Regions from separate parts of the Homo sapiens genome. Here all the other regions are linked to region 3. The links are chromatin loops, found by intact Hi-C in ENCODE. Cell type or tissue: ascending aorta. All regions are shown on one strand.

What was found. A loop is a pair of places that touch in the nucleus more often than their neighbours do. Peaks named below come from ENCODE experiments on the same cell type or tissue, not always from the same donor. Only the 100,000 strongest peaks of a DNase experiment are listed, where the experiment ranks them.
Region 1: it touches region 3 in a loop (2.2-fold over the local background); 2 of 110 quality-filtered maps call a loop at or near these places.
Region 2: a loop joins it to region 3, with 7 times the contacts of the local background. A loop is called at or near these places in 2 of 110 quality-filtered maps.

The regions. Positions count from the first base shown.
Region 1 is chr6:74,931,800-74,939,799 of GRCh38, reverse strand. No RefSeq gene overlaps it. Among named protein-coding and RNA genes, the nearest start is that of SNORD156, 190 kb to the left of the region's middle. In ascending aorta, no CTCF peak of the experiment used is centred here; no DNase peak of the experiment used is centred here.
Region 2 is chr6:74,728,149-74,736,148 of GRCh38, reverse strand. LOC105377858 (a long non-coding RNA gene) reads left to right here and starts at 1,784. Exons shown (of 3, transcript NR_187974.1): 1 at 1,784-2,068. In ascending aorta, no CTCF peak of the experiment used is centred here; a DNase peak (open chromatin) is centred at 628; H3K27ac peaks cover 416 bases.
Region 3 is chr6:74,602,055-74,610,054 of GRCh38, reverse strand. The region is part of intron 2 of LOC101928516 (a long non-coding RNA gene); the gene reads right to left. The region is part of intron 2 of LOC105377858 (a long non-coding RNA gene); the gene reads left to right. Among named protein-coding and RNA genes, the nearest start is that of SNORD156, 520 kb to the left of the region's middle. In ascending aorta, no CTCF peak of the experiment used is centred here; a DNase peak (open chromatin) is centred at 3,344; H3K27ac peaks cover 793 bases.

The DNA of each region.
Region 1 (8,000 bases), 330 kb before region 3:
TTGTAATCAAGTACTGCAAAGGAGGTGCCTTAAAACAGTGTAAATTTATTATTTCACAGTTCTGGAGGCTATAAGTCCAAACCAAGTTTTCTGCAGGGCCATGCTTTCTCTGAAGGCTGTAGAGGAGAATCTGTTCCATGTCTTTCTCTTAGCTTCTGGTATTGCTGGTAATCCTTGGTGTTCCCTGGCTTGTAAATATGTACATCAATCTCAACCTCTGTTACCTGACATTCTGTCCCACAGTGGTTTCCTCTCCTCTTCAACATGTGTCAGTCTTATGCAAATGTACTCACGCACACAGTGACATCTAGTGGGTCTGGACATAGACAGTTGAATCCTCTTGAATGCTGGAATCCCTTTATGGTTTGACTATCTCTTTATTTGAGGATCATAAGTCTATGTGTTTCCAAGGAATTTTGCTGACACTATGCAGCTATCAGCATGAAATGAGGCTCAAGTTTATTAGTAGCTCTGTGAACGTAATAGATGGAAACTATATTTGACCTGTTTTTTTTTTCTTGGAAAGCCAATAAAATTTCACACAAGCCAGGATGGAACATGAGACACAAGGCATTTCCTCCACATTAGTATCTTTAAGCCATAAGAGAGGCAAAGTATCATCTGAAAGAGACTTCACATATTTGTGTATAAAGTTTTCTTCATTAAATGTGACTCTTAAATGGAAAAACAAAGATATGTTTTACACAGAGTCCCCTTCAACTTTTCTTTGGTCACCCTCTTCCTCCCCGACTGACAGCTTTGTTTTCATTCGTTGAGAGGTCTTTCTCTTATCCACAGTGGACGGATCATGTTTTCAAGAGCTTCTGCATATACAGTCACAATAATAGGGAAGTTTATTGAGATGTTCAAGTATGGTTTGGTTTAAATATTTATAATGATATATATATATTATATATAAATATATATAATATATATATAGACAGCTGATATGAATGAAGAACTACATGTCAAATTGTAAACATCAGATGAATAACATCAAGAAAGTAGAAATGTTTGTTTCTTGTGAATGTAGTCAGTGGTTCAAATGTGAATGTTAATATATTGTCAGATTACTGTGTAATGCTTTCAAAGGGGCCAGGAAATAAGGTAACTGCTTGTTCTAAGATAAATGTCTCACAAAAGATATGCTACCCTTTGTATTTTCTTTCTGAGAACCTAGCAAAACAAAAATAGTATTTGCCAACCATTTTTAATATTTGTAACTATGTAAATTTCAGCATGAGAGCTTTCTCAGAACATGAATCATAAAATATAGATTATTTAAAAAAGTATCCAGCCGATTTTCTTGCCTTTTCTTCCTCAGTTTCCCAAGGACAAGTATTGTTGGGCTTATATTCAGGTCTAAACACAGTCTGGGTCCTAAGTCAAGAGTTTCCTTGCATGGCAGCTTGTCTTTTTGGGGGGAATTGAGTTACATTGTGTTGGGCATAACCTTGCTGAACCAAAGCCTCCCCTGGTTGTTGGCCCAGTCAGACATTCATGTAGCTTCCTTGTTTCATAGGCTAGTTTTTCTATAGAACAGATTGCAGTTTGCCTTCTTGACTGAAGCCCTGGTGCCTTGATTAATTCTTACAATCATCTTTCCAGGGAGTTTAATCCTGTTCTCTGAACTTCCAAGTTCTGGCTGAGTGCACCTACCTCCCAGGGTCATGGTGCTACTGAGTTTCCTGTTGCTGCTGGCCAATGCAAACAACTGATTCTGTGCACCAATAGCTACTTCTGATTTCTTGTTACTTGTTCTTGGTTTTGTGTTTTTGTGAACCACACTTAAACTTTTTTTTTCTTTTTAGACAGGATCTTTCTCTGCTGCCCAGGCTGGAGTGCAGTGGTGCAATTATGGCTCACTGCAGTCTCGATTTCCCAGGCTCAAGTGGTCTTCCTACCTCAGCCTCTTGAGTAGTTGGGACTACAAGCATGTGCCACCATGCCCTGCTATTTTTTTTTTTTTATTTTTAGTGCAAACAGGGTCTCACCATGTTGCCCAGGCTGGTCTCGAATTCCTGGGCTCAAGTGATCTTCTCACCTAGGCCTCCTAATGTGCTGGGATTATGAACAGGAGCCACTGCATCCAGCCTTTAACATATTTTGACACCACCATGAACTGACCAGGTTCCCTTCCCCACTTCATAGGTGTTTCCCCAGTTTCATTAAGTCAGTTCCTCAGATTTCAGATGCTACCCACCTGCGCTCCAGAGTTTCCATAGGTGGGGCTCTCTCTGGCTATGCTCATGATGGGGAGAGGCCTGTGTTCTGCTATCCTAGACTTTGTATAAGGAAACTAGGATGGCAATCTGATTGGAAGGGAAGGTCTGCGAGATTTGCAGGGAAGCTGCATTAAGAACAGACACACCATTTTCTTTAGATTAAACATGTATTAGAGTTGACTTTGGGAGAGGTTGGGCAGTGGAGTTTAAGCTGTCTGAGGGTACCCCTTAGTGCTACTGCAGAGCCTAAACATTTCTTTCTCATTTTCTAGGAAACTTTCTCTTTTTTTTGTCTCAAGAACTTGATAGATAGTAGAAAAAAAATAGCTAAGTTATTACATAAAAAAACCCAATATAATCATATTAACAGCTGACCAAAGGGCCCAAGTATCTTGATCCAAAGAAGTGACTAATTACAGCCACCTTAGGCATATGGTATGCCAAGAATGGGGGCAGTAGTCTTGGTAATTTGTAATTCTTGGTTCAAGATGTGATCTTCCCTAACTTTATGTATGAGGCAACCCAAACAATGAAAAGAGAGTGCTTACTTATGTGTCACTTTTCCCCCTAAAGTCACAGTGTGATCCTTTGGCATCTGGAACAAGTAAACTTCCTCATAATAATGAAAATTTGCTTTGGGTTTCAATTTCTCCGTTAAAACAAGCTCCTTATCATTTAGGTATTTTTATAAAATGCCTATTCAAGCTATTTATTCTTCTTACTTCTTTCTTGGCTGCTTTTCTATTTGGTCTTTGTTTATTTATTTTATGTCAGTCTCTTTTTTCTGTGACTCTACAATAACTCACACTCCGGTGTTGCTACCTCAGGTTGCTTGCTGAGAAAATAGAGTTTAAGACAGAGGTTCCTCCAATGCTGTGTCCTAAAAAGGGCTTGAAGGTAGGAGCCTAAATCAGCCAACCATTTAAGGTAAGGACAAGTAAAATACATAGCCCAGAACCAGGAGACAGGTTGTTTATTTGTTTTTTAAATCCCCAATCCAAAATTAAGACAGGCAAAATTTTCAGCAGAAGTGAGAACATCAAGGAAATACTAGGAGCTATTATTGAACTGGAATTCTCAAAGTTTTTATTTTGTTTTGCTTTGTTTTTAGAGCCGTCATTGACTACAGCTAAGACCCTTAGGCTGAGGCACTTTTCTCAGTGGGTGTGAGGCCATAGAAAATTTAAAACTGATTTGGCAGCCAAACTTGGAGAAAATAGGAACACAGATGGCAAATAATAAGTTTTGTAAGTTATCACATGATGTTGCCTTGAATAATCACTTTTACCTTGATCTCAAGTTGATAGGTCAAAGGATTGCAGTTTTGCTTTTACTTTACTTCAAAGTGGACAGCACATTTTCCTAGACTATATCCTTAAAGCAAAAATAAAGTCTTCAACCTAGAAAACAGAAATCTATTTTCCATATAATGGAAATTATGTCTGAGAAAGTCTTTACTGCTCTGTTTTCCAGTTTTTAAGTCAAAAAATGGTCTATTTGCTTCCTATGCCAAGTACACATTATAAAAATTAAAACCTTCTTCGATTTCACACTATATCAATATGCTAAACGTCTAGAAGGAGATAGATCAGGCTGTTCCTTGAGTCTGGGTACCAGGATGAAATAGTGTGGCATAGATATTTGATGGATGGGTAGTATGCATGAAAATTAGCTTTGCTGTTGCAAGGGTTGTTTATTGTCACAGCATAATTTGTTCTGCACTGACTGCTACAAAATTATAGTTTGGTAAACAACAACAACAAAACAGAGAGGCTGTGATAAGGGATCAGTAGGAGTGTGTATACATGTGTGCATGGATGATCAAGTGCATGTATCCGTGCTTATGTATAAACCCTGGATATTAAACTTTTCCCTTTTTTATGCCATACATTGCAGTTTCTCATTGTAATTAATTTGTTCTATTTGGAGTAGAAAATGGTCAAGGAAGCATGGTCAAATTTGGAGCTGGTTTCATCCATTTCTTGTGGAGTAAGAAGGACAAGGAGGATAATATTTTATTGTTTTTCTTTAATAATTAGGACAAAATCCAATCTGATGACCTCTGCAGATCTGTCTAGCTTTATGACTTTATGGTGTTAAATGTTAATGTTAAATGATAGGCAAAACTGAATCTTCATGAATAAAAGATGTATTGTACCTTTGTACAGAGAGCTAAAATATAAGACAGGGCTAAGGTAGGAATTCTGTGAAACACTTACCCTTATGTATAAAATGGCTGCTGAGTGTGTAGATATAACTCACAGCTAGTGATGACCAGGGAGATTGAATTATTATTCAGCATGGTCCCATAGCCTTCCAGTAGCTGGGTCCCTACCCCTTGAACTAAATATCATGCACTGCAGTGATTTTAACTGCATTTTCATTAAAATATCTATGATGGTAGAATGAAAGATTTTGCATTGTTAAAGGGATTTTAAGAATCAATGATGAGAAAAAGATAATTGGGGATGAGAAAAAGATAATTGGGGATGAGAAAAGTTAAAGCAAATGTGATTTTCCTCTGAGATGACATAAAAATGTCCAATTGTCTGTTCTGTATGATTGAGTGCTCTGAATCTGCTATGGACAAACTTCACAAGATGCTTAGCATGATTAGCTTAGAAGAGCATGGGATTTGGAATTCAAGGATGCTTCAACTTGGGTTCCTCCAGAAACAGAATCTGAGATGGAGATGAGTGTCTAGGAGGCTTATTAGGTGCGTCCTTGAGAGTAACACCCATCGAAGGGAAGAGAAGCAAGTAGTGAGGAGGAAGAAATTGAACTCTGAGGCAGCTTTAGTGGAGGCCGCGGCTGACACCAAGGGGGAATTTAAGGCTTCCTAGCTTGCAGAACAAATAAAAGAAAAAATAGAACTTAGTTCTTTATGCCAAATCATACCTCTTTCAAGGTAACCCACATCCAAGGACTAATGTGGGATTATAAAGGCTTGGCCCTCTCCCCTATCTCAAAACAGTTCCGAGAAAACATATCATAAGAACTACCCTTGGAGTTTCCTGCAAAATCTCACACTATTACTACTATCACCATGGAAGATAGTGAAAGTGTCATTGAATGAAAAGCTTCTACTTATCTTGGACTGTATAAAGTGTAAGAACTGAGTGACTTGATTTATATGGCAAATTTGCTCTCATACAACTTCCTTCTCTTTTGTCCAAACTCTCTCTTTACTGGCACAACTTCCCTCACTCTTTCTACTAGTTCACCCATTGCATCTTTTTTGCTAATCAATTGTCTTACTATTCAGAATACATAATTTGTACAGAATTTTTTTTCCTTTTTTGATTATAATGCATATAATAGCTTTGGGGAAAATTACTGAAATGATAATTGTGATAGTCTTTACTTAAGAGAAATCTGCCTGTGATATTATAAATATATACTGAATACTTCTGTTAACAGTCATAGAATTTATGCTGCTATTTGTGTATGCAGGGTAATAATTTCCTAAGCAGCCTGTTTTATAATTACAACATGTTTCTTGAATCTCTCTTAAGATTGACAGGACACATTTCTTGCCTACTTGACTTTTTTTGGGAGTTCTAAGTTAGGAATGATAATATTGCTAGTATTAACAGAGTCAGAATAATATACATGATGCCTTTAACATTTGGAGTTTGAAGATTTTAGAATTTCTTTTTGTGTGTACACATCACAAATACAGTTGAGCATATAGCCATCTTTAGATGTATATATTTATACATGTTACATGTTCATATTTGGAAAAAAGTAAAAGCCTAAGGACAAAGTATACTTTTTAGGTCAAGGGTAGCAAAATACTTCATATTGTGACATTGCATTTCAATTATGGTTTTCTCAAATGGAAAGAAATCTCCAAGAATGAATCAAATCTAGTCTTACTTGACTACTCAAGCTTAGTTCTTTATTTAAGTTCTGAAGTCCAAGAGAATAATCTTCTCTAATTTGGCAACATTCAACTGACTATTGAGTCAGGCTATAGAATTGGCTTCTTTCTTCTTTTTCTTCATCTGGCATCACTCATTTTATCTCATTGTTTCTTCTGTCTTCCTATAAATTCCGATTCTTTTATGGCTAACCAAAGTCCTAGGGTTACATTTTAAATAATGAAGACAAAAAAAATCTACTTTTCTTAAAGGGTTAAAGTTCTGCAACTCTTTCTCTTTGTAATTCTATCTAAAATATGTGACATTTATTGAAAGAGCTGATTACATAAATGTGTTTTCCAGCAGTAAAGGTGGACCCAACTTCTACATGTGCACACAGCTCCAGAGGGCAACAAATAGCCCTGAGAGTGAACTTAGTACAGTATCCAGTTGTGCAGCATTGTTACTTAGAAACCATGGAGAAAACTGAGGAAATGCAGTTATTCTGAGAAGTGCCCTGACATAGTGGGGGCATAACTCCCATAATCTTTAATGAAGACCCTTGACTTTGCTACTTGTGGGAAGGGAATTATAAATTTGTATTTTAGTTTATTTTTTTTAGGGGGGTTGTGATTCTGGGGAGGGTTTAGCTAAAAATGCCCCCTGCGCAACCTAGAATTCTTTTTATGCACAAGAAAAACTGGGCTTATCCAAGTCTTAGTGACATTTAGAAGAATTCAGTAGACTAATGCTGAAAATGCATGTTGTCAGAATAAGAAAACAAAGTAGGGACTTCATCAACCAAACCAATATTTGAAGCTTTGCTGGAAGTCAGATGGACAAAACCTAAGAGTAACCAATGAGTTATAGCTCAAAACTTGAGTGAAAAATCCTGTCATACAGGGCATGCAACATTATAAAACCTGTTGTAATGCTTCAGAGATTGTGACCTGTGCCGATTCTGCCAGGCAGGGTTCTCAGCACAGGCTGCTTTCCATCTTGCTGAAATCAGCCCACTCTCAGCCCCAGGCTCCAATAGGGGAACTGCATTGCATCAGACTTGGACTTTTGATCCAACAGTGCCCAGTTGCAGCTTGGACAGCGTTGTTTGAGGTGGTGTGGCATAAAGTGCTGTCTAATTGGGGGAAGTAATTAATTAATGTCAGAATGTAAGGAAACAACATTGATAATGAGATAAGGGCTGAGTAGACATGCATTAGTGGGTCTCTGGGGTGTCATATTTCCAATTCAACCACAAGTATCCTCAGCTAAAGTGAACTGAGGAAGCCTCTGCTTGTCACAGCCAGCTTGACATTAACACTTGACTCTAAGTGTCAGCCACTCTTGTGGCTTGGTGCTGATAGTCAAGAGATCTGATCACTAATGGTTTCATTACCTTTGATAGGAAAGGCCGCATTACCTGCCTTATACAAAAGGATTAACCAACCAAAGCCAATAGGTAGTATAGAATGACTTCGGAAAAATGAGGTTGTGGGATTGTGAAAACCTTAGGGATAAAAGTTATCTCTCCAAATGCTTCTCCCTAGTTTTCGTAGACATTAACCTCCATTCAAATGGAAACTCCCTCATTTAAGCAAATGCCCACTGGTTAATGTAAAAATGAACTAGTAAGATTCCTTTCAAACCATCTTTTGGAATTTAGGCATATTATTACTTCTAAGTCTTGAATAATTACATGAAGAAGCTTAGTTTAAGGTTGAACAGAGGACTGACAGCAGAAAATTTTGAGACATTGAACAAGGGAGCTTCTGAAATTTGTTAAGTACATTCATTTTAAGAATATGAGGGTGTGCCTGCATGCATTTTTGGCAGCTGTGGTTCTGTGGCTAGGTGAAAGTATTCAGACTAATCATGAATGGGAAAGAGTTGATAATTCAGTGCAGAGCACAGG
Region 2 (8,000 bases), 130 kb before region 3:
TGACTATAAGTGGCATGAGGAAATATGTAAATATGAATGCATACATTTTTCAAAACTCATTGAGTTGTACACTTAAAATTGGTGAATTTTATTGTATGTAAACTTTACCTGGATGAACTGAGTAAAAGTAAGTGGAATCAATTTTGGGGTAGAGCAAGTTTCTAAGACCTAAGACAGCTTGACTAATTTTTAAGTTTACTAGTCTTAAAAGAGAAAGAGTTTAGTAGTAAAAATCAATAGGAAATAATTGCCTGTGGTAAAATAAAGCTTCTTGAATTAATGTCAAACAAAGAAAAGTATGTCCACATTCAAAGAAAGCCTTGAAATAGTCCAAAGTAAACTGACATGCACTAAAATAGTCAGAAATAAACACTACATCCGAGTATTAGTAAAGCTAAGATTTTTGCAAGATTTAAGGTATTTTTAAAAATCAAATATATGGCCTTGAGTTCATTGCTGAAATGGTTAAGGTTTTTTCCCTCCTTTGATTTTTATAGTATCAGACACTTGTAATGAAAATAAAATTTAAAGAACAAGAACTGCATACAATCAATGACATGACTCATAGCTCTTCTCAGAGTTGGCATACTCCTTGTGGAAAAAGACAGTCATCATTCTGATTTTGAAACACTCGGGTGGGCAGCTCCTCCTCATTTTGGACAACCAAAGTATTTGCTCAGAAGGGTTTTCTTAAGAATTGTTTATTGCTTTTTCACGGTAACTGATGCAGTTAGGAAAATATGTTACTTTCAACATCATCATTCTTTATGCTGATTGCATCCTTGTTAATATGAAAAACTTGTAGCAGCAATTTCACCCACAATTAAATGGCTGGTCCTTCACTCAAGATATGTTCATTCATTTGTTCTTTTTTCTTCAATTAATTTACTCAAGATTGATTGTACATCTCATTTAATGATGCTGGGGGAGAGCCATTATCATCCAAAATTTTAACAAAACCTTAAAGGTAAAAATATAGTGAGACTGTCAGGGGCCAGTTACTCTGTATGGTTTTGTGGAATCTGAGTAGATTTCACATACTAATCTGACCGAACACAGAAATCATGTTTCTTTTTAACCGGAGGCTCTGTGAGAGGAAAGTTTCTTAGTTTATCTTTCATTGTTCCCAGTGTATTAGTCCTGAGAAGCCAAAACTTTCGAATCTTTGAAAATAATTTAAAACCCTAGAGAAAATTTGGGCCTTTTAAAATAAAAACTTTACAAGATCTCAGATGTTTGTGAAGGATACTTTTTATTTATCATTGAAGGCTAGAATTGTTTAAATCAAATATGCTTGATTTTTCTTTAATGGAAGGCTACCAAAGGTCATGGAAGTTCTGTTAAATCAAATCCTGAAATTTTCTTGGGCTTCTAGACTGTTGAAGCTGGACACAGTTATGTTTATTAAATCCATCTTTGTATTTTTGGCAATTAGTTTCTCACACCTTGACTTTAGAAATCTGGGAATCATTGACATGTCCAGCCTTCAAAGTATCTGAGGCTAATTTTTCATAGACCAACATTCCTAATTAGTGGTAATACTTTTGGAAATGCTTCCATTACTGATCCTCCAGGGATTCACACATGGCAAATGCATTTAAAACACCATCTATCATCTAGACCCCTACTTTCAAGCCCTCAAGAAAATGTTTTTGTAAACAATTGGCCCTTGAATATATCCTTTGAGCCAAGAAGTTTGTGTTTCATCAGACCAAAAGAAGAAGCACATTCCAGAGAGGAGGATTCTCTGAGGACAAAACATTGTGTCAAGATCTGGCGCATTCTGTCATTTCTGAGCTTGCTGCAAGTGATGTCATAAATTCAAGGTCAAGAAGAACCATTACATGCCACCTCCAAAGACCCACTTTTACAGCTTCCAGCATGTGTTGTGAAACATTTCTTCTAATTTCTAAAATTGAAACAATTACTATGATCTACAAAATTTGAAGAACAACTATGAATCAATAATTTACTGCTATAATCAACAAAGGATAAATTAACTTCATCTGACACATGCTGAATAATCTACATAAATATGATTGCAAGTCATGGCAAGTATTCGTAAGTGGTAAGTAACAATGATAGTGATATTTACACAGCCAATTTGAGCATTTATAAGGGTCACTTGGAAATGTGAGGGTAGGCTTGGCTAAAAATGAAACTGCCTAGAATTTCTACTTAAGACACTGTAACAAGAAACACCTGAAGTGCATGTTAAAAACATTATTCTTAATCATTACCAGTAAAGATGCCAGATAAAATACAGGATATCAGCAGATTTGAATTCCATATAAACAATAAATAATTGTAGTTCTGTGTATTTTATTTCAGATAAATAATTAATAATTATACTTCCATATTTTATTGCTCAATGGGGCAATATGCAGGAATGAACCTTCAGGTGATTAGAATCTCAGGTGATTCTTATTATCAAGAGAGTTAGAAAAACATGGCTAGAGGTGACTGCTGCCATTTTCTTTCTCCGGCAAAGAACTTCTAATTCTTAGTTAGACTTGGTAGGACTTACTCACTTTTCTTGAGGAATTAAGATTGGCAAGGTAGCCTGAGTCCTTCTCCAGGCAGGAAGGGAGAAGCAGAAGGACAGAACCTTTGGTCCAGCTACAGTAGGGAGCAGGTGGTGCCAGATTACCTGTCAGGTAAACTCGTTTTCTTTTTCCCTTTTCTACAGTGGTTCTGTAGGAAGAAATACCTAAATTAGATAATATTGTGTGTGTGTGTGTGTGTGTATGTGTGTGTGTGTGTGTTTGAAATGGTATAATATAGGAGTTCTGTTTAGAATAATTTATGTTGGAATTGATGGCTAGAGATGTAAATAAAAGAAGATTGGTCAATAATGGATAATTATTGAAATCGTATGTTATATATTTGCGTGTCTGATATTATTCTATGTTGGTATATTTTTGAAATCTTCTGTAACAAAAAAATTGAAAAATTTCAAAAAAGATCTTTGTTAACTGCATCTTGTGTGGTTAGAGTTAATGCAAGACAACTGCAGCAAAACCAAATAATTTAAGATAATTAAGTTAATTATCTCACTAGCATATTTCCATTGCAATCTTTCTTTATAATTCTTTGTCTAATATGTCATGCTTAGAACCTTACAATGACATCCCTACAAGCCTCTATTTGTTAATGTCAACTTTGTAGTGAAAATGTGGCATTTTAGCTTTTTATTCTGTTTAACAATAAGAGTTCGAATCTGAAAACCTGGTTTCAAATTCACTTTCTGGCTGTGTGAATCTAGAAAGGCATTTATAGTATAGTAGATTCTTTGACTCTGAACTTTAAAAACTTGGCCCTATCACTTTGAAATAGTCTGACACTGGTGAGCTACCTAACCTGTCTAAGCCTTGCTGTCATCTCTGTAATTGAAGGTTGTCTTAGTCCATTTGGGCTGATATAACAAAAGCACTATAGACTAGGTGGCTTTTAAACAACAGCACTTGTGTTTCTCACAATTCTGAAGGCTGGGAAATCTAAGATCAAGGGCTGGCAGATTTGGTGGCTGGTGGTGGCCCACTTCCTGGGTCATAGACAATTGTCTTTCTCACTGGGTCCTCACATGGCAGAAGGGTCAAGAGAGCTGTCTGGGGTCCATTTTGTAAGCGCACTAGTCCTGTTCATGAAAGCTTTGCCCTCCTGACCTAAGTACCTTCCAAAGGCCCCACCTCCAAATACCATCACACTGGGGATTAACTTTCAACATACACATTTTGGGGAGACACAAACTTTCAATCTGTAGCAGAGGTGATGGTTGGCATGAGAATTAAATTAAGTAGCATATAATAGATGGTGAGGAGAATGTCTGTGACCTCGTAGGCATTCAGTGAATGGGGGATTTTATTAGTTTTCCCAGAGCTGTCGTAACGAATTACCACAAGCTGAGTGGCTTAAAATAACAGAAATTTATTCTCTCACAGTTGAGGCTAGAAGTTTGAAGTTGTCAGTAAGGCCAGGCTTCTGCTGAAGGCTCTAGGGAAGACTACTTCCTCGCCTTTTCTTAGCCTCTGGTGGTTGCTGGCAATTCTTGGCATTCCTCAGCTCTAACTTCATTACTCCAATCTCTGTCTACAACTTCATGTGGCTGTTTTCCCTTTGTGTGCATCTGATTGTCTCCAAATCTTTTTTCCTTAGGAAGATAGAAATCACTGGATATGGGGGCCTGCCATAATTCAGTATAACCTCATCTAATCTTGATTATACCTTTACAGACCTTATTTTCAAATGAGATCACATTCACAGTACCACGGGTTTAATACTTCAATACATCTTTTGAAGGGATGCAATTTAACCCGTAACAGTGGACTCATTATAACTTAAGTAACTCAATCTTGTTTCCTCTTCCCCAAAATAAAGCAGCTAATATCTGTTAGCTGCTTTATGGTTATGAGACTTAAATGAGGTATTTCATGTGAAAAACCTGACACAACCAACACACAAACTCAATCTGAATTATCCCTTTTCTGTTTAATCACATCCAGCCATTCAATTTTTAAAGTTTTATATGTTATTTTTAAATACAAGAGCCAGCTCTGTCACAGCTTAAAGTGCTATAGAGTTTTGCCCACTTTAGAAGTTCAAGTATAGGTGTAGCAGCTGGGTAAACACAGTTTCTGTCATCTATATTCACAGAGTGGACTTGTCTGATTTGATGACTAATGGGTCAGGCAACTATACATGTAACTCTGCACCAAAACGTTTCCTTTAGCTCACAGGGTCTGTTTGTGCTTTGCTTTAGGGAAGGAGTGGGAGAAAAGGGAACCAGGGGAAACAGTCTTGCTATTGTGTGCCTGAGTGACCTACATAAATGGCTTCATTGGAAAGATGTGCATAGTTCTTCCCACACACGAAAAAGGAAGTAAGTGCCTTTTCTGGGCTAGACCAAGAGATGTTTTTCTCCCAAATTTGGAGAGGAGGACAGGAGTGTTAATCACTGTCATGAACCAAAACCTCCAAGTCCTAAAGAACCTTGAGTCTTGCCCCTGGGGAGGAAATGACAACAGAAAAAATAAATTTGAGGGGATCCTAAAGCAAGAATACCTTGGCCTATGCTTCCAGGTGTAGCCCAGGATCCCATCGGCCTTGCAAAGAAGCCCTGCACCCTAAATGATGCACAGCTGTAAGACAGCAAGCATAGAGTAGGCAGTCAGGCCTAAAGGAAGACTCACAGGATACCAGGGAAGTGTGGAAGAAGGCAGCCAGAGACTGCAAAAGGCTTTGGAGTTCAAGTAGGGAAGGAGACTTCTGTTACTGTAATTTGGACAACAGGCACCATAGTAAACCTAGGGACCTTAGCATTAATAGCACATGGTGAAAATGACCAAATATAAAGTGTTGTATCTCGGTGGAGGCTAGTTTTAAGAGATGGTCAAGGACCAGATTCCCTTTGCCACCAATTCCATGAATGACTGCCTGCTTCCAGAGCCTCCGTAGTGAGAAGGAAGAAGTTCTAAATTAACATTCTGTCTCCTCAACTAACTGAGTTTAAATCCTAAACTTATGAAATTTAAAATCAGCATAGAGCAAAGTAATGTCTGCTAAGTTTAGGTAGTGACTAGGTAATATTTTCTAATATCAGTACAGAGAGGAGCCCACAATGGAAATTACATTTGCTTGTGGAAATATGAAGAAAGCCATATTCTTGCACATTGAGTTTTGTTTGATCAGACACACAAATAAACATGACTCCTTCCATCCATCTGGGGGCATTTGATTTCATTTTCTGTTGCTCTCTGTACCTCTGGTTTCTTTTTTTGCCAAATAATTTGTTTACTCTGCTATTTGTGCCCATATGTCAAACCTGGCTACATCAAAATGATGCTCTTGGTCCATGGATCAACTTCATCTCAATGTGACAGCAGAGACTAGTATTTTAAATTCCAAATATTAGAATCCTCAGAAAAACATGATTGTCCCACTGGAAATGTATCCACAGTTAATGAAATCATTGATTGTTTGGGTGTTGGGATTGAGATCATGTAATACTAACCTGGTTTTATACCCATAAAAGAGATAAAGGGAGAAAAGAGAAGAGAGGAAAAAAATTCACTGAGATGATGTCTCACTATGAGTAAAAATTAAAACTACAAAGTCTTACAACATACTTTGCTGAAGAAGTTATGGTAAAACAGCACTCTTACATTGTTAGTGAAATTGCAAATGACACAAACGCTATAATGAGACATTTCAAAATATCTAGATAGATCGCATATCCATTTATCTCTTGACTTAGAAATGGTATTTCTAGAAACTTATCTCAAGCATATATCACCAAAAATATGTACTTTGTTTGCATAAAGCTATTCAAAGAACTATTTGTAATATCAAAAACTGGAAGAAACCTAGGTACCTATCTACAGGGGACTAGTAGGATAAATGTTAATATCCCCATCCAAAGGAGAAAAAATTCCAGGCAAAAAGAAAGGTTGTGCAGTTTGCTATTGTTTAGTTAAAAAAAAGATATATATCTGTTAATATTAAAAATAAAAATAATATTAAAAATAAAACATATATATCTGTTAATATTAAAAATAAAATATTAAAAATATTGAAAAGCTAGCTTTCTCAAAATATAGCTTTGCTTAATTTGGGGACTATGGAAATATTTTACATAATTAAATAAAAGGATAATCCTTAAGAATAAAAATTTAAAAATGAACCTAAACATGTTTTGTCGGTGGTATAATCACATGAGAAGATAAAATTCCAAGCGATTTCAAAATAGGGTAATTTTAATATACACGTTTTGTGGGATATATCCTAATGATAAAATAACTTAAAAATATTAAATTCATCTAATCATGGACTTTAGATCTCATTTCTCACTAAAATCAATAGGGCTTCTGGAAAAAATGACTAAACTCTCTGGCTTTAAATTCATTTTTCTATGCTTAGAAAAATGGGGTTAAAATAGTTCCTATCTTATAGGGTACTTCTCAGGAATAAATGAATTATCATATATTATGCTTGGAGAAATAGTGTCTGGTTATATGGCAGGTATTTAATTAATGTATGGCATTCCTTTTATTCTCTTTTAATCTCCTTAAAGTATCATTTGCCAGGAATATATAGACTACTTTGAATTATATATATATTTGACTCTTCAGCCAGAGCTTTGGTGGAGAACTCCATACTTTAAAGATGGCAAAACCAACTTTTTGAGCAGGATCACATAGAGATTAGCATTGGTTACCTACTTCCTGCTTTACCTTGTTTGAAATGATAATCAAAATAACCACGTAAAGTGTTTTTTTTTTTAAATTAAGAAATAAGGAAACTGAGGCTTAGAAAAATGTTGAAGCCCTGTTCTTGTTTCAGGATTAGTAAGTGGCTCAGCCACCAGTCAAGTCAAGCCTGTCTGACATTGAGTTCTTTCTGCCAAATCACTGCTTTTCTAAGGAAGACCTCCCATGTCTTGTTGACTGATGCCTGAAGTCCTGCTGTTAGATGTATTCCTATGGCTTACCTCATTTCCTCTGTTAAAATGCAGATGCCCTTGCAATAACTGGTTATTGCTATCTTGGATACAGAGAAAAATATATTTATATTTGGAAATATTAAACTTTAATTTTGCACCATAATTGGTGTTTTCTGGATCATTCTTAGAATCAAGAAGCCGTCTTTTCTTTTTCCCAATAAGTCTTTAGCTTGTTGCAGAATTTGAATGGGAAAAAACATTTTTATAATGCCTGGTTGCAGAAATAGTACAGAACTGCTCTAGTGAAAATTATACCTTGCTCAACAGCCTGGAGAAAGGGTCCTCCAGAAAAATAAAAATCCACCAGATTATGTTCTTTAATTTCATAGCACCTTATTCTTGTATCTTTCTGAAATTCAATTTTAGATCTGAGATTGTATAAGACACTTGTTTCAGACTCATATGTTTTCAAATGAGATAGTTAAGAATTTGGGTCTTATGTTTTGGTTGTAAAATTAAACCTAATTTCAGAATAATTAGTAAAAAATTGGCAAGGTAACTG
Region 3 (8,000 bases):
TTAGGAAAAAAGTTGACAGGAGATGATTCATACTAGATGTAAATATGGGTACAACATGCAGTGGTAGAGAGAGTATAAGATCTGAAATCAGAAAAGGGAACTTCACCATTTGCTTGCACTGTTATTTTTTAAAAAGCTAACCCATATTCAGTGTTTTCACCTATAAAGTGGAGATAATGGAGATAATTACACCAAAACATTAGAAATATTGCAAGGGTTCATTGAAATAAGGAATACTAATAGCCTAATAAGACTCTAGGTATATAGCAGATGCTATGAAAAAAAAATGTGTTCTCTTTCCTAAACAGCCAGCCAAAGTGCTGGTGTCCTGCCAATCACATCAGCAGGTCATTTCACACAGATCTTCATGGCTTGTTCTTCTGCTTGGCCAAGGGCTCATCTAACTCTACTAAAAACATTTCTTTCCTTTAAAAGTCTTTCCCCTCTTGCGGCTGTCTCTCTCATGCCAGCATCTTATCATTCCAGGAAAGCTGAAGGCCCACAGGCTACCCAAATAACTACACGTGTTTGCCTTGAGTGAAAGGCTGGACTGATGACTCCAATTCTTCACTTACTGTGCATCTATACTCTTTGCCATGGTTGGGGTGATGCCCCCTTTACTCTGGTTTGGCAGTGGGGCTGCCTTTGGCCAATGGGATGTTAGCAGAGTTGACACTAGAAGAGGCTTGAAAAGTGCTTATTTGTTACCACCTTTGCCCTCTCATGCCATGATGACCACCATGAGAACAAACACAGGTGAGCCTTCTGAGGATAAAAGGGACATAAAGGAGAGCTGAGTCAGCCCAGGTACCCTAGCTAAGCCCAATCTAAATTGCTAACCTAAAGACCTATAAGCTAGCTAATATTTATTATTCTAAGCTGCTGAGTTTTCTGGGATTTGTCATCCAACACTATTTTGGCTATAAATAACTGGTAAACTCTGTCAAAGATGAGCATGTTGCCAACTGCCACCAGGGTCCTGCAGAAATTATTTCTGCTGAGAGAATTAATTACAACGTTTTAAAATTGAAAACACCTATACACTGTGGGTAGGAGTGCAAATTAGTTCAAATCATTGTGAAAGATAGTGTGGTAATTCCTCAAGGACCTAAAAACAGAAATACCATTTGACCCAGCAATGCCATTACTGGGTATATACCCAAAGTAATATAAATCATTCTGTTATAAAGACACATGCATGTATATGTTCATTGCAGCACTACTCACAATAGCAAAGACATGGAATCAACCTAAATGCCCATCAACAACAGATTATATAAAGAAAATGTGGTACATATACACCATTGAATACTATGCAACCACAAAAAATAACAAGATTATGTCTTTTGCAGGCACATGGATGGAGCTGGAGGCCATTGTCCTTATCAAACTAATGCAGGAATAGAAAAACAAATACCAGTTGTTCTCACTTACAAGTGGGAGCTAAATAATGAGAACACATGGACACATCGAGGGGAACAATACACACTGGGGTCCATCAGAGGCTGGAGGGTGAGAGGAGGGAGAGGAATAGGAAAAATAACTAATAGGTACTAGGCTTAATGCCTGTGTGATGAAATAATCTGTACAACAAACTCCCATGATACATATTTACCTATATAAAAACCCAGCACATGTACCCCTGAACTTAAAATAAAAGTTATAGTTAAAAACAATAACAACAACTCCTAGCTGTGCTCTCTTATGGAAAAAAAGCAGGAACATAGAAAGACTGAAGCACCCTCCTGGGACTCCAACCTTGTATAATAGCTCCCTGATGCTGCAACACTCTTTTCCTTTGTTCCTTTTCCCTTTGAGGAAGAACTAACCGAGCTTAATGGTCATTGGCAAGCATACATTTCAGTCTCTCCCCAGTTGTATGTAGGATGGGAGACCTAAACTCAATTCAAATGCTTTGACAACTTTTTGTGGTAGAATGACAGAACGTAACACAAATCCTCCTGTAGAAACTTTGTTAATCAGCCTCTCCTTAACCCCATACTCTGTAATATAAACAAATGACTAAGCTCTAGAAAGTTCAGGATTTTTATCTCAATTTCTACCTCCATCCTATTTATTTGAGTGCATTTAGTGCCACGAGGTCCTGTTGTCCCCAGGCTTGTCTTTAGGAAAGTATTAGTTGACAACTAAATTCTTTTACTATGGCAATAAAGCCAGTTGATGAAGTTACCTCTCCTTTCCTGACCTTAATCTAAAGTGTTCCAGACATGCAACCATTTAAGGCAGTTGACCTGGAGCTAGTTTCAGCCTTCTGTCTGCTTTGTTACAAGGTAATATTATTTTTATACAAAGAATATCTATTCTAAAGTATGTTGTCTATGCCTAACTATACTGCCTTTGTGAAACTCAAATTGTAGAAATACAAGGTCAGCAATATGTCAGAAAAATAGTCTCAAAAACATTTTGGCCAGTGTGTACAATTCTCAGGCATCTTTTGGGGAGCATGAAACAGCTTGAGAATATGTTTCTGCTTGATCCTATTCATACGATCCTTTACTATTCCTATCTGTGCTATCATACATCCATTTACCATTATTCAATAATTAGCCAAAGTGTAGGTACAAACTGCATACCTTTGTTTCTGGGATGATAGGTCTTTTTGGTGGACTCTGCCATTTAATTAATAGTAGCTTCACTTGATAGGTGAGAAAAAAAATCCTTGATTTTCCCTTAAAAACTCGATTAATATCCCCCAGGTCAGCAGAAAATTTGAGGCCACTATCCTCAATCACCCACACTTGGAGATTGTTTTGGAAAGGAAAGTGGTATTTATTTGTGCGTAATGCCATTGAACACAGTAGGAAAATCCTTAGACTAAATAATAGCACCATATCAAAGACTAAAACTTAAACTTGGAAGCTCACACCTTATCTTCTGGTGTTTCACCCACTGAGTTGTTAGAACCATCCTACAAGAAGGTGAATAATGAATAACCTGTATTCCTTATTTTCTTTATTTTCTTAATCTCTCACAATGCTGATTCCCCCTCTCTTTGCCTCCCTTTATTTTTTCTCTTTTTCTTTCCTCCCCTAAAACAAAGGCATTTCCTCTCAAAGAATTGCTTCTGCTACTGTTGCGGTTACTCTCCTTCTGTTGCTCCTTGGAATGTATTGTGAAATGCCAGACAAGATGACTCAGGGAGAACAGGGGGAAAAATTTTGCAAGTCTTGGTCCCACATAGTGTATGTAATAGACTACTATTAAGGAGAGTTTATTTTGCCAAAGTCATTGGAATAATATGCTGATAATATTTTCCACTATCAAATGCAACACCACGAGGACACGCAAATGATGAATATGAGCAGGAAAATGTCCTTAGTAGCTTAATTTGTGGAAGGAACATGGAAGTGGGGTGTCACAGCCTGGCTAGAAACTCTGTACACATTTAGACAGTGAAAAAAATATGAACTTGGTCTAAGAAATGAAACCAAATGAGGACATATGTACTTAAGAGACCTGTGCTTTTCATTTAGTGAAAATATGCCCCTGAGTTCTGTCAATGTAATTTTAAATGTATTATTTAATATTTGAACTTTGGCCACTGTTGCAAAGAACACTCCAGCATGGAAACTCAACAATTCCAGAAATTCCTTGATCTCAATATCCCCATTTTCATGGTTCAGAAATAGCATTTCCCTCTTGGGTGGAGATACAAAGGGGACTGGGAACAGGGAGAGACAGCAAGGGTTGGGGTTGGAAGAAGGGCCAAAGAAAGATGAAAAGATGAAGAAAATAATTTTTTTACACAGCGCTTGCTTTTACTAGGCTATTAAAAAATGGTTTCACAACTAGAAGCAAACAATTTAACAATTAATGTCAAAATTCCATAATTTTTCTTTTGTCATAAGTACTAAAATTATATTTTTAGAAGGGAGTGGACAGCAGGCTATGACTCATAATATCATCTCAGATTGCATAATGATTTAACTTTTCAGTCATTTTATTGATGATCGTATTTATTCTTTGTAAACCAAATATATTTTCTTAATTTGCATAATTTCCAAACTCAAAAGAAGGACTCCCTAGATGACTAGTAGGTTTACAGAATAGTCCAATGCCTTTCACGGGATGCCTGGAGGGTTCTGCATTGTGTCCATGTGATTGATGCTCCTTGACTGTACAGTTGTGAGTGGAGTCAGGGACAGCCTACCTCTTACATCCTACCTTGGGATGAAGTCCTCAGTTTACTCTTTCACAAATTGAGAGTTAGACTAGATGTCTTTTAAGAATACTTTTCCTTTGAAATTTTAAGGTTTTCATACTAGATTTTCAAACTATAATGAAATATCTTGGAGAGCAGGCGAGGCATACCTGTTTCAGGAGAAAAATAATAAATAGTCTATGGATGGGCAGGTCGGGGTGCGGAAAAAAGTCCTCTGCCAAAAGTCACAGCTGACTGTTTTGCCTGTCTGCTTTGAGTAAAAACTATTTTTTCATAACACTTTGACAGAAGGTCAAACTGGCCAGACAAGACTGAGCATGCAGATATTCTTGTGATAACCCCAAATTCCCATGTATTTTGTTTCTTCTTAAAAGATGAAGAGGTGAAGCTTGACGTATGTTGTTTGCCAAAAGACACTTACTTATTAATAACCAAATTGTGCCTCCCAGTAGTCACTGGCTTATTTGAAAACTTTGAAACAGGTTGTGGCGATCTGAGTACTTAGATTGAATTCTTTATACTTCCAGGAAACTTTAAAAGCTATTTCTCCCTTTCTTCTATATTAAGTATAACTTCACATCCAAGTGTCTAAGACACTTACTAAATCTATTGGCACTATTTCTCTTAGATTCAAATCATGTAAGTTGTCTGGAGAAAGGAAGACCATGGAATTATTGGAGATGAGATGGATTAAGAGGAATAATATGGGTTTTGATTCAGAGTTGAGGCTGGATCCTGGTTCCACTCTTTACATGGGCAAAGCACTTACACTTCCTAAGCTTCTCATTTCTCATATATTTAATGGGAATAGCAATACTTCACAGAACTGAAGTGAGACAAAAGAAGTATGGGAAAGTTTAATACAATGCCTGGTGGATAATAAATGATACGTAGCTCTCATCATGATAAATGTTAAGTCTTGTTTGTATAACAAATAATAAAGACTAAAATAGGGATTGACAAGCTTTTTCTACAAAGAGCAAGACTATAAATATTTTAGGGTTTTCAGATCATACAGTTTCTGTAATAACAACTCAACTTTTTTGTTGTAGCACAAAAGTAGCCGTAGACAATAAGGAATGCATGTGTGTGGCTGTGTTCCAAAAAACTTTATTTACAAAAATGGGAGGTACAGCAGATTTGGCCCAGGAAGTATAGTTTGCCTAACTCTGGGCTAAAGTGGCAGACAAATTATCTTTAAGACAATCAATGTTACAGTATTATATTTCTAATAGTCTCCAAATGAATTATCTCCAAAGAAAAATTGCATAGTAAATTTATCTCCACAGGCAATTCCAAATGTCCTGTTTGGTAGGCAAACTTCATGAATTCTAAATCACGTTCACTCACAAGTTATTCTTTGTGTGAGATGACATTTGCCACTTTATTGTTTAATCCGCTAGTCACTTTTGATGACTAAATTACAAGTGGAATTTACAGCTGTTGAAATCACATGCTAAAGTATATCAGGAAAATCCGGGGTTCAGAAGATCAATTTTCAGGGCATTTCACAGCAAATTGAAATCCACAATGAAGTGCCACACACATTTTCCAGATAAGAGAAATCTTTGATGTTAAGCCTTTCTGACAGTATATAAAATTTGTTAGAGTCTGCCTTTGTTGAAAATATGAAAGCCTCAAATATTTGAATGATGGACTACAATTAACAAAGTTATGTTAATCTGTTTAAGATTTGTACAACTGTTTTAACCATACCATTCTTTTTCTTGGTATTCATTTTATTTTCAGGTCTTATGAGAAGTTTTTGTGTTATCAATTATAGTTTTATGTGATCACATTGAATTCTGTTCAAGCTATGGAGAAACAGGTTTCAATAGAAACTAAATTCAATCATTTTTAAATACACAGCCAAGAAGAACTATGTAAAATTTAAAAAATGAAATGACTATGATTTATCATTCGCTGATTTAAGATCTTTATTAAACTGGTGTCTCATACTCAAATCTAAACCTCATGGAGTGAGAACTGTGGTGCTGAGTCATCTTTATTTTAGGGATTTTACTTTGTTTCTCTACTGCAGAGTGGAATCTGATGGAGTGCAACATTGCTGAGTTTTTTTGCCAGAAGCTATTCTCAAATCAAGGAAAAGAACATATTTTCTGTGATTAATCAAAAGCTTAATTGCTGACTTCAAAACTTCAAAACTTTAATTTGTCTATAAAATCTCCTTTTGCTTTATGCCATGATACAAAAGTTTCATTAGTTTTCTTTGTTATTACCTTTATATTACCACAGGAGTCCAGAGACTTGTGGTAGCTACCTTACTTTCCTCTGTGTAGACATGTTGGGTAGCAGTGACAGTGCAGTACTGTGCTGCTTCCCCTCCCAGTCCTGCTCTCGCCTTACCTCACAAGGGAAATTTATGGACAGCAATTTTTTTTGAAGGGTGGAATAGCATATTTGTCTCAAAGCTATATTTGCATAGCAAGCAGACTTTTTCTTTAGTATGTCTCTTTGAGGTGGCTTGATGGAGACTGGTAGAGATCATGGAGTTTTTATGGTCCCCCAGGCTACTCCTTGTTTTAACCATTATCCTTTCCAGCAGCCTCAATTTTCCCCAAAGTCCTTATATTCTCTACAGTCTTCTTGCACACAGCCATATTATTTATGCCATGCCACACAGGAATTGCTGACATTTTTTTACTTGCTTCTTATTTCCTATCCATGTCAGAACTTCTTGCTTTTTTTTAAAGTAAAGAGGGTGTATGAGGCAAAATTATATCTCACATAAGAGTTTCTCAGGAACCTTGTCTCTACTAAAGATGTACATAACAGCTGTCCAGTTAAGAGCTGTTCCCACAACAGTATTCAGGAATATTTCCTGAGGATGAAGAAGGAGGAATTCATCCTGTAGACTAGTTCACCAGTGCTGTGATTTTAATGAGCTTTGATTGTAAACCTAGATTTTTCCCCAACTATTAAACAATACTGTTGAACTGAATTGATTTAAAAATAATCTTCTTTATAGACATCCCAACTCTTCTTTTTCTACATGTAATGCATAAAGTTTATTTCTATATTATAATAAGAATATTATTCACAAGGTTTAAATTAGCTATCAAGACTTAAAAATCAGTAGATTGCACATAAACATTCTTTTTTATGGCTTTCATAGGAATCTGTTATTTAACATCATTGGGATGGTCTTTCTCCTTGTAAATTTTAAGGGCGAAACTGTTTCAATGTCAAGTTGAAGGGCTGAGGAGGCAGTTGGTTCTGAGGATGGCCCAATTTTTGAGTTCAACTTGTACTATCAAAAAAAAAAGGGGGGGCAGATAAAAATTGATGGTCTTTGAGTAAATTCTGTATAGAACTTTCATAGTTCATGCTGTGAACTGCCTTGATGTCAGCAGTTTTCTTTGGCTGTTTCAGATTGAGGTTTCCTTTTTCCCCATAGACAGGATATTTGTTGGCACATTTGCTGCTTTGGCATCAACAGAGACAGGAGATTCCACCACAGCAAGCAGGAATTGGGGCAGGAAAATGGTGGGTGCTAACCAGTGGCCAAGGACACTACTTGCAGCACATTCATGGAATATATTTGTAGATTCCGCAAACAATGAGCGGCGAATGTAAGAGGTTTTTGTTTCCAAAGGATAATTTTGTAAAAAGACAGATAACTATAAATTATGATTTTTTTTTAAATTTACAGGCTGGTATTACTTTAAAATATGAATTATCTATGTTATGTTTTATATTACCTCATAGATCTCTGATTGAGGGATTTCTTAAAGTCTTCAGAGAAATTATATTGCAAAAGAGTGCCAAATATATGTAGTATAAATGTTATTATCAT